2 separate regions of the Homo sapiens genome follow, and region 2 is linked to region 1. Evidence: chromatin loops called from intact Hi-C (ENCODE). Cell type or tissue: PC-9. All regions are shown on one strand.

The links. Peaks named below come from ENCODE experiments on the same cell type or tissue, not always from the same donor. Only the 100,000 strongest peaks of a DNase experiment are listed, where the experiment ranks them.
Region 2: it touches region 1 in a loop (4-fold over the local background); 10 of 110 quality-filtered maps call a loop at or near these places.

The regions. Positions count from the first base shown.
Region 1 is chr1:223,809,026-223,814,025 of GRCh38, reverse strand. It overlaps TP53BP2 (tumor protein p53 binding protein 2), which reads left to right. Exons shown (of 18, transcript NM_001031685.3): 4 at 3,513-3,595. Among named protein-coding and RNA genes, the nearest start is that of TP53BP2, 34 kb to the left of the region's middle. In PC-9, a CTCF peak has its summit at 2,185; DNase peaks (open chromatin) are centred at 2,215 and 3,935; H3K27ac peaks cover 2,317 bases.
Region 2 is chr1:224,104,808-224,109,807 of GRCh38, reverse strand. All of the region lies in intron 2 of LOC105373056 (a long non-coding RNA gene), which reads left to right. It also overlaps the pseudogene RN7SKP49. Among named protein-coding and RNA genes, the nearest start is that of FBXO28, 6.8 kb to the left of the region's middle. RefSeq lists an enhancer at 2,973-3,042. In PC-9, a CTCF peak has its summit at 2,877 (motif pointing right); a DNase peak (open chromatin) is centred at 2,977.

The DNA.
Region 1 (5,000 bases):
AGAAAGGAAATACTTGTTAGGCAGGGTCCCTGATTAGGTCCTTCCACAGCCCTGAGGCAGAAAGTCCTCTTAGACAAGAGGAAGGATCCCTCTTCCATAATAACAGGACAGAAATAAAACTGTGGCAGATGTGGCTAAATTTGTGCATTTTGTGGGAGTAAGTTGAGGGATTTCTCATCTAAAAACATTTGTTTTCTCTGAGGTAGGAGTGATGATGGAGGTGGGTGGGAAGCTGGAGCTGTTTTGGAGATTAGGAGAGAGGGCTTACTAGGGAAGCCAGACTGCTGGGAACCATTGAGGCCAGTTGAGATTAGAGACCATGAGACCATACATGATTTTTCTCCAGTGGTGGTCTACAGCCCAGGTGGGTTGTAAGAAGAGAAGAAAACAAAGGTGTCTAGACAAATTTTTCTAGGCAATTGTCTAGAAAACCCAAGGTTTCTAGACAAATTCAATGGGAGTTCAGTGGGACAGGGGAGAAGAGGGTATTGGCAAGGTGATACCTTAGCTGGGTGGGGAAGAAGTGAAGACAGGAGGGGCTGTGGGGAAAGAGTAGACAGAGTTAAGAGGCTGTGAGTCTCAGTTAGATGAAAGAACAGGTGTGAGAGGAAATGAGTGAGACGCCTGAGATTGAAAGGAAATAGTGGTCAAAAAACAGAAGGTTTGAATTGAAAATTTCGGAGGTAGAGGGCTTCTAGTGTTGTGGTCCCAGGTGGGGCCCTGAAATGAGGCTGAATTAGAGTGGAGACGAGAAAGCTAGAACTGAGAGGCTAGCATTTGGGCGGTAATGTCATCCAGAATGAAGGCAGGACTTGGAGGTGGAGAGAACAAGGGAGTCAGTTGGTCACATCGTTAGTGACCAGGGATTGTGACCAGAGTTTATAGATGACTGTAGGGGGAGGGTGGAGAGAGAGTGTGGGTGGGAAGCAGCAGTAGACACTGGGGACACAGCCATCCCTGTGACCCAGCAGTCTTGTAGGATGTGGGAGAACGAGCAGGGTTATTGGACATTACAAAAGCTCAGTTTTGGCTGAGCGCGGTGGCTCATGCCTGTAATCCCAGCACTTTGGGAGGCTGAGGTGGGTAGATCACCTTAGATCAGGAGTTTGAGACCAGCCTGGCCAACATGACGAAACTCTGTCTCTACTAAAAATACAAAAATTAGGCCGGGTATGGTGGCTCACGCCTGTAATCCCAGCACTTTGGGAGGACGAGGCGGGAGGATCACGAAGTCAGGAGATCGAGACAGACCATCCTGGCCAACATGGTGAAACCCTGTCTCTACTAAAAATACAAAAATTAGCTGGGCATGGTGGCATGTGCCTGTGATCCCAGCTACTCGGGAGGCTGAGGCGGGAGAATCGCTTGAATCAGGGAGTTGGCGGTTGCAGTGAGCCGAGATGGCACCACGCACTGCAGCCTGGCGACACAGCAAGACTCATCTGAAAAAACGAAAACAACAACAACAACAACAACAAAAAACAAAAATTAGCTGGGCGTCTGTAATCCCAGCTACTTGGGAGGCTGAAGTGGAAGAATCGCTTGAACCCGGGAGGCGGATGTTGCAGTGAGCCGAGATCACACCATTTGCACTCCAGCCTGGGCGACAGAGCGAGACTCCGTCTCCAAAAAAAAAGTTCAGTTTTATTAACTAACTGTTGCATTAACGCAAGTGTCTATATGGTACCTGACCATTAGGAATGATTAAATTTATAGTACGGGTTAGCTGAGGGGCAGAATTGACTTAGTTTGGCCCCTTCTACCCTACAGATGAGAAATGCTGATACTTAGGGGTTAAGTGACTTGTCAGAGGCCACACACCTAGAGGCAGAGCCAGGAGTGGAACCTGAATCACCTCAGCCAAGCTACCTGGTTGCCTTTCAGTATCACTGGTGTCTGTAATTTTATTTTAAGTAAACATGTATTTTTTTCCGTAGGCTTTTTTCTTTTTTTTTTTGTAGTTTTATATTGGCATTTGCATCTTATTTTTTTTTTTGTTCTCTATTTACATCACATGCACTCATCTAATTAGTTGAATTTTACCCATTCATCTACCTGTTCAAATATCTTGCTGTATAGTACTGGATAAATTATTAAATAGTCTCTCAATAGTGCAATATGCAGTTTCAGTGTCAGTAATGTGAGAAATATAATCTGAAGATAAAGGAGCTGTTTTCACGTTGTCACAAAACACCAGTGCCACATAGTGTTGAAATTGGGATAAAACAAGGATTGTTTTTCAGTCTCCTTTATTAAGGTGTTAACTTACTGTTTTTGGTCTAGACCTCTCGATTAAGGATTAGGAGACTGTCACCATATTCTTTTTCCAATTCAATTAGGACCTGTGACCCTGAATGTATATGAAATTATGTTTAAGGCTCTTATTGCTTACTTTAATTAGGTAACTGATGATACAAAGGAGAAACTAGTTAAGTGCTCTCTCTTTAAGACAGCAAAGAAAGCAATTATTCTGAAATTATAGAAGTTTTTTTTTCTTACAGAAATATTGTGGCAGATTACCTGAGCTATTTTGCCAGATAATTGAGCTGCATTTTAAAAATAAAAGCTGATCATATTAGAATTAGGTGCAAGTGTGATACTTGGCTCTGAGTAGACATGTTTATTTATTTGTTTATTAGCAATGGGAATTTGTGCTAAGATTCCTGACAGTTATAATAGACATTTTACTTAAGTTTCTTGGGAGGTAATTTGATAATTTTTTTAATTTCTGGGAAGTACAGGTATGAGCTTAATATATTTTTAAAATTCTCTGTTGGTATTATTTGCTTCTTATAATGTATTAGTTTAAATTAAGACGTTTCCTTTTATGATACATTAAGTGGTACTGAAAGACCCATGTATTTTGGCTTTAAAAATTCTTTTTAGCCAAAAAAGCAGAATATATAGTGTTTCTGGATAGTACCTTCACAAACTTAAACAAATATTTTGCTTAAATAAATGTGGAAGTACCTCATAGTACTTACAAATTACCACAAAATGTTTGCAATAAACCAAATAATTAAGATACTACTTGTTCCTTTTTTTAAGTGCTTTCTTCTCATAATAAGTTAAAAATATTGTTAGCGAGTACAAGGATGCATTGATGTAATTTTCAACTATTTCAGTGAAGTTTTTCTTGGTTTAACTACTGAGTAGCTAAATAGATGACTAGGAAGAGCAACTATAAGCAAATGGTATGAATTACTCATAGTCAGAAGTACATTACGTTTGTTAATTTTTCCTCCTTTGGTATGTGAATCAGACAGCTTTCCTAATGAATAGGTGGCATGTGATATTTAGTAGTGCTGAGTATTCACTGTTCCATGAAATTAATTTTGCAAAACACACTGAGTTATGAGACCTTAAGTCCATTGCTATTAGAAAATATTTTGTTTTAAGAATACATTCAACTTAAAATATCAAACAGTAATGACAGAACTCAGAAATGAACTGGTTCTTAAAATATCTGTCAACTCTAGTGTTAATGCATAGTTTTTGAATTTTGTCCTTAGTGAGTGGACCAAGATCTCAGGATCCAAGTTTAAAAAGAAATGGTGTAAAAGTTCCTGGTGAATATCGAAGAAAGGAGAACGGTGTAAGTTGTTGTTTTTATCCATACTGTATATACCACAGTGATACATATTTTTTAACTTTAAATCTTATTCATTATTACTTTGTTATTCAATGGGCTAAGGATGGCCGCTTTTTAAAGGTTATTTTAAATTTGTTTCATAGAAACTATTAATTTTAATGATCTGTATATGGCTGACTATTGGAAGAAGTTGTATGTTTAATGTGACACAAATTCAGACAAAATAAATGCTGAGCAAGTTTGAGGAAGTATTTCTTATTTGGTGATTTTATTTGTTGCAATCATCACTTTATTAAAAATGCAAAATTGGCCGGGTGCAGTGGCTCACGCCTGTTATCCCAGCACTTTGGGAGGCTGAGGTGGGTGACTCACCTGAGGTCAGGAGTTCAAAACCAGTCTGACCAACATGGAGAAACCCCATCTCCACTAAAAATACAGAATTAGCCGGGTGTAGTAGTACATGTCTGTAATCCCAGCTACTCAGGAGGCTGAGGCAGGAGAATCTCTTGAACCCGGGAGGCAGAGATTGCAGTGAGCCTAGGTCGCGCCATGGCACTCCAGCCTGGGCAACAAGAGTGACACTCTGTCTCAAAAAAAAAAGGAAAATTATATATTTATACTCTCGCTATTGCATGTGAATTTGAGCATGCATCTTTGGTATATTTTGAAGACATTTCTTTTCAGCGGTCACTATTTTTAGTGCCATTAGGGATTAGCTAAACTACCTTTCTCCAATCATCAGTACATTTATAGTAGAATTCAGATGATCTTAAGTACCATTTTCTCCTACTGTGTCTTTCTTCAGATTCTTCTTTTTCTTTTCTTTGATTTACTTATTTTTATTTTTATTTTATTTTATTGTTTTCTGGGATGAAGTCACATTCTGTTGCCCAGGCTGGAGTGCAGTGGTGTGATCTCGGCTCACTGCAACCTCCACCTCCTGGGTTCAAGCGATTCTCCTGCCTCAGCCTCCCGAGTAGCTGGGATTACAGGTGCCTGTGACCACACCCAGCTAATTTTTGTATTTTTAGTAGAGTCGGGGTTTCACCATGTTGGCCAGGCTGGTTTCGAACTCCTGACCTCAAGTGATCCACCCACCTCTGCCTCCCAAAGTGCTGGGATTACGGACGTTAGCCATGGTGCCTGAGCTTTTCTTTGATTTAATAATTATCTTACAATGATGAAAAGATGAAATGCAGATGATAAAAATGATCTTAGCCGTTGTTTTAGTGCATATGGACACAATGTATCTTCTCCTCCACCAACTAGAGGCTGAGGCATGAGGATGACTTGAAGCCAGAAGTTTGAGGCTAGCCTGGGCAACAAAGTGAGACTGTGTTTCTATTAAAGAGATATATTATATCTTTATATATATATTTTTAAAAAGCTGCAAAGTGTTTCCAAAGCG
Region 2 (5,000 bases), 300 kb before region 1:
TTAAGGGAAGTGGGGGCAACTGAAGCAAAGAAATTAATTGGTGGTGTTGAGCTTGTTAGAATTGGCATCCTTTCCCCATTCACTTGGCATGTGAACAATTATCATTTTACCTATGATTGTTGCAAAAGTTTTGAAGTTGTTCCTTTGATTCTCCTACTTTGGGTTGTTTAGCATTCAACATATGCTTTATGATTGACTCTTTCTGACATGTTTGCATATTTATAATATGTTAGTTTTATCTCCACTAATAGATTGTAATTTTACTTTTCTTCTATGATATTGCTATCTCTTCATAGAACCCATTACAACTTAGTCTTAATTAAATTCATTTTCTACCTTTTTAATTAAAACTAGATGGCTTCTTGATAGGTTAGGTTGAAATATAATTTTTGTAAATAGAATCATGCTTTAAATTCATTATGGAAACTCATTTAAAGGAAACCCATAGAAAATCCTTTAAAATATGAATCATCACTCTCTAACTTTATTTTGTAAATCCAATCATTACTTGTTTGCTTGAAGTGGACACATGAAAAGCCTTCCCACTCCCTTAACTCTCCACTGGCAGACAGCTAGTTAACATCCAGATTAGGTGACCTAACAATAGAATACATTGAATAGAATAATACTGATCTAACAATAGAGTAAATACAATGTAGGGAACAATTTAAACCAGTTCCTGCCAGTAGCTCATTCAAATGGTTCTGTTTATGTATATTGGATTTGTGCCCTTATATCTCCTACATTTTAAAATTTATTTAAGTTCATATTTATTTATTTATTTGAGACAGGGTCTGACTCTGTCACCCAGGCTAAAGTGCAGTGGCATGATCTCAGCTCACTGCAAATTCCGCCTCCTGGGCTCAAGCCATCTTTCCACCTCAGCCTCCCAAGTAGCTGGGACTACAGGTGCATACCACCACAACTGGCTAATTTTTGTATTTTTGTAGAGATAGGGTTTCACCATGTTGCCTAGGTTGGTCTGGAACTCTTGAGCTCAAGCGATCTGCCCGCCTCAGCCTCCCAAAGTGCTGGGATTACAGGTGTGAGCCCGTACATATTTTTAATAAGAGAATTTCAAAGCAAATGGTTTCTTTGTTTCAATTATTAAAATCAATGTTTGTTTTGGATTTGTTTCAATTATTAAAATCAGTGCTTGTTTTGGATATGCTTTCCAATCACAACAATTATTTGTAACTAATACAAATATTTGAATTCAAGAGTAGTTCTAGGTTCTAAATATAGTTTTATGCCAACAGACTACAATAGGACCTTTGCAAGACAGTGGTCTCGGGTATGAGATGGACACATGCTTCTTAAGATCTGTGTGTTTCTAGTTTCATATTTGTAAAAGGGGAGAATATTACCTCTCTTATATCACACAGTTGAAATGAGGATGAACTGAGACTGCAAATGGGTGGGGTTTGGAATGCCTCTGATTAAAGGTGTTAAAATCAATTTACTACAATGAGGACTCTGTTATTCTTCTGCTTCCCTGGTTAGGGTGTGTGTTGAGGAGATGGGGGGTGTTGGGTGTGGTGGGACATGGTGAGGGGTGATCTAGCCTATTCAATGGTACCTCCATAGGAAGATGGGCTTTATATATTAAAAAAGAAGCTAAAACTAGATATTATTTTTCTATTTGCTAGCAGATTTGTAATATATTTAGAAAGAATGAAGGAAGAGCTCATATCCTAACTAAAAAGAGATTTGAAGTTTCTATGGATTGCAATTAACTGTGTTTTTAAAGATCCATCTTTTTAAATATTTATTTATTTATTTAAGACAGAGTCTTGCCCTGTCACCCAGGCTGGAGTGCAGTGGTGTGATCTTGGCTCACTGGAACGTCCACCTCTCAGATTCAAAAGATTCTTGTGCCTCAGCCTCCCAAGTAGCTGGGACTACAGGCACAAGCCACCATGCCCGGCTGGTTTTTATATTTTTAGTAGAGACGGGGTTTCACCATGTTGGCCAGGCTGGTCTAGAACTCCTGGCCTCAAGTGATCTGCTTGCCTTGGCCTCCCAAAATGCTGGGATTACAAGCGTGAGCCACTGCACCCAGCCTAAAGATCCATCTTTTGACTAGATAAGACATTTTCTATCATGACTAATATATGAAATTTTATGATTAGATAAATTTTTTAAAATTTAAAGTTTGACTCCAGAAAAAGGTAGTCCACTAGACTTTCAATTCAGCAAGTGTTTATTGATTGCTACATGGGTAATGCTAGGAAGATACTAAGATATAAACAATATTTCCCACCCTGGGGATGATATGAATCTGGCTGCAGTACCAGTCACCACATTGATGGCCTGAATTTATTCCATTGACCTGGCAGACTGGACTGGTGTTTCCTTATTTTCTCATGTGCAGTTTTCCTAAAGTTGTATATTCAGGAAGAAAAGCTTAATTTCCTGGACTATTCTGGACATGTGATTCAGCTGCCTCTGTTCTGCCATTAGAAAGGTGTGTAAACAAAACTTATGGGAACACCAGGGAAAGTTTCATGGAGAAGGTTCTTTTTCAGCTTGACTTAGAAGGATGATGATGTTGGGATACTTGCAGTGGTTTTGTTAATTAAAAGTTGAAAAAGGGTGTGAGGACATTTCAAACAAAGGTAACAGTAAAAGCAAATAGCATGAATTAGGTAAACATCCAAAAGATGAGAGAAGTGCATGTGTGCACAGGATTTTGGACTTTAATTCTGTAGACCAGTGGTGATTGTTTTTGCTTTTAATTATTTAAAAAATGTTTGTGTCAATTATCATTTAATTGCCTCTGAGCTCTATATTCACCCTTTTTTGCTTGCTTTGTGAAAATACTAACGGGCCCATTAAATGTTTTTTTCTTTATCAGCTGGCGCAGTGTGAAGCTATGTCAGTAGAGGGCTCTGGGCAGACATTGCAAGAGCAAAGAGTTTTGCTTCCTGGTTACGGTGTGCTTGCTTGGCAGCTCCTGCAGCACACGGGCAGATTCTCCAGCACCATGTCCTGCCTGGCAGGGTAGTCAGTAGCACCCATTGACCAGCAGCTTCCCTTGGCATCACCTTCTCCCTTGAATGGCTTTGTAGTAAAGTGTCTGGTGCGACACCTCTCCATGACCTGCTTTCCCTGACATCCTAGAGGACAGATTTCTGGTAAATTCCAAAGGGCAGATTTCCAGCCAGTTCTGCCAGCACAGAATCACAAGAATTTCTCTGCTGCCTAGTGAGCCATACCTGTGCCCTCCAAGATCTGGGTCCTGGGCCTGGGGAGCCTTTTCCCTGGATACTCTATCCCAGCTCAAAGAACATGGCTGCTACTTTATTTGTTATTCTTTTATTCTTTAGAGTTTTCTTTACTTCTTACTAGCCAATCCCTCATTGTTCCAATTCCCTGCTACAGTTATTAAGTCTTTTTTTTTTTTTTAAAGAGTCTCACTCACTCTGTTGCCCAGGCTGGAGTGTAGTGGGGCGATCTCAGTTACTTCAACCTCTGCCTCCTGGGTTCAAGCAATTCTCCTGCCTCAGCCTCCCGAGTAGCTAGGACTACAGGCGTCCACCGCCACGCCTGACTAATTTTTGTATTTTTAGTGGAGAGGGGGTTTCACCATGTTGAACTCCTGACCTCAGGTGATCTGCCTGCCTCAGCCTCCCAAAGTGCTGGGATTACAGGTGTGAGCCATCGCGCCCGGCCAGGTTAGAATATTGTTAAATCCAACTCTCTACTTACTCCTTCCTGCATTAGAGAGCTGAGAGTGGCTACCAAAATATATGCAACCTTGCTGACTGTTTTCACTTTAACTTTGTAATTGTGACCCTCCAGTGGGTTCTACTGCTACCCTGAAGTCACTGCATATTTTCCAAGTTCACTTCCTCTACTCTTTTTCTAAATGATTATTTTACATCTTCTCCTCTCTTCTCAAACCTTCGATCCCCCATCCAACTATTGACCTGACTTTTTATTTCAATGTCAAAATAGTAGGTAAAGAGAGAAATTTTAGTGGGAGACAAGGAAACTTTGGTGGGAGAGAAGGAATTGCTGATTTCTTGAGTAGAGGAGAGAGGACAGGATCTTTTATGCAAGTGGAAACACGGGTGTTAGCTGGGAACTGAAAAAGTTCATCTGAAGTAACAGAAGAGGAGGCAGAGCACACAGGTAGGTGCAGACTGATGGGTAAATGTAAGAGTCTGTGGATGTTTCTTCTGATTGCTTCTATTTCTCTTCCACATATACACATGCCATTAGTTCTCCCATCTTAGGAAAACATCTCTTCGCTTCATCTACTCTTCTAGCTACTACCCCATCTCTCTCCTTCTCTTCACAGCCAAACGTCTTTAAAGAGTTGGCCATTCTTGCTGCTGCCTCCGATTTCTCTTCTCGTATTCTCTCTTGATCCCACTTCAATCAGGCTTTTACTCTGACCATATCATCAAAATGGCTCTTATTAAGTTCTCTGGGGACCTCCACATTGCTAAATCCAAGGGTCAATTCTTAGTACTCATCTTACTTGACTTGTCAGGAGCATTTGACACAGTTGATGATTCTACCCTCTTTAAAACACTTCCTGCACTTGGCTTTTAGGTCAATATGCCATCCTGATTTTCCTTCTATTCCACTGGCCGTTCCTCTACCTCTCTTCATCTCCCTCATTCTTTTTGTTTTTTCTTTTTAGATCTGATTGCATTTGTTGATATGGTAACACTTCCTAGAGAGTCTTTAATCAGTGGACTAGCTCTAGCAGCTTTACACAAGACTGAAATTATTGTAACAAATGTAAGTTTTCAAGACAATCTTATACTTTATCAATCAATTGCATCTTTTAAAATTATTACTATTTAATTTCAATAGCTTTAGGGTACAAGTGGTTTTTGGTTACATGAATGAATTACATAATGGTGAAGTCAGGGCTTTTAGTGTACCCATCACCTAAATAGTGTACATTGTACCCAGCCGGTAAGTTTTCATCTCTCACCTCCCTCCCTGCTTCTGAGTCTCCAATGTCTATTACACTGCTGTGT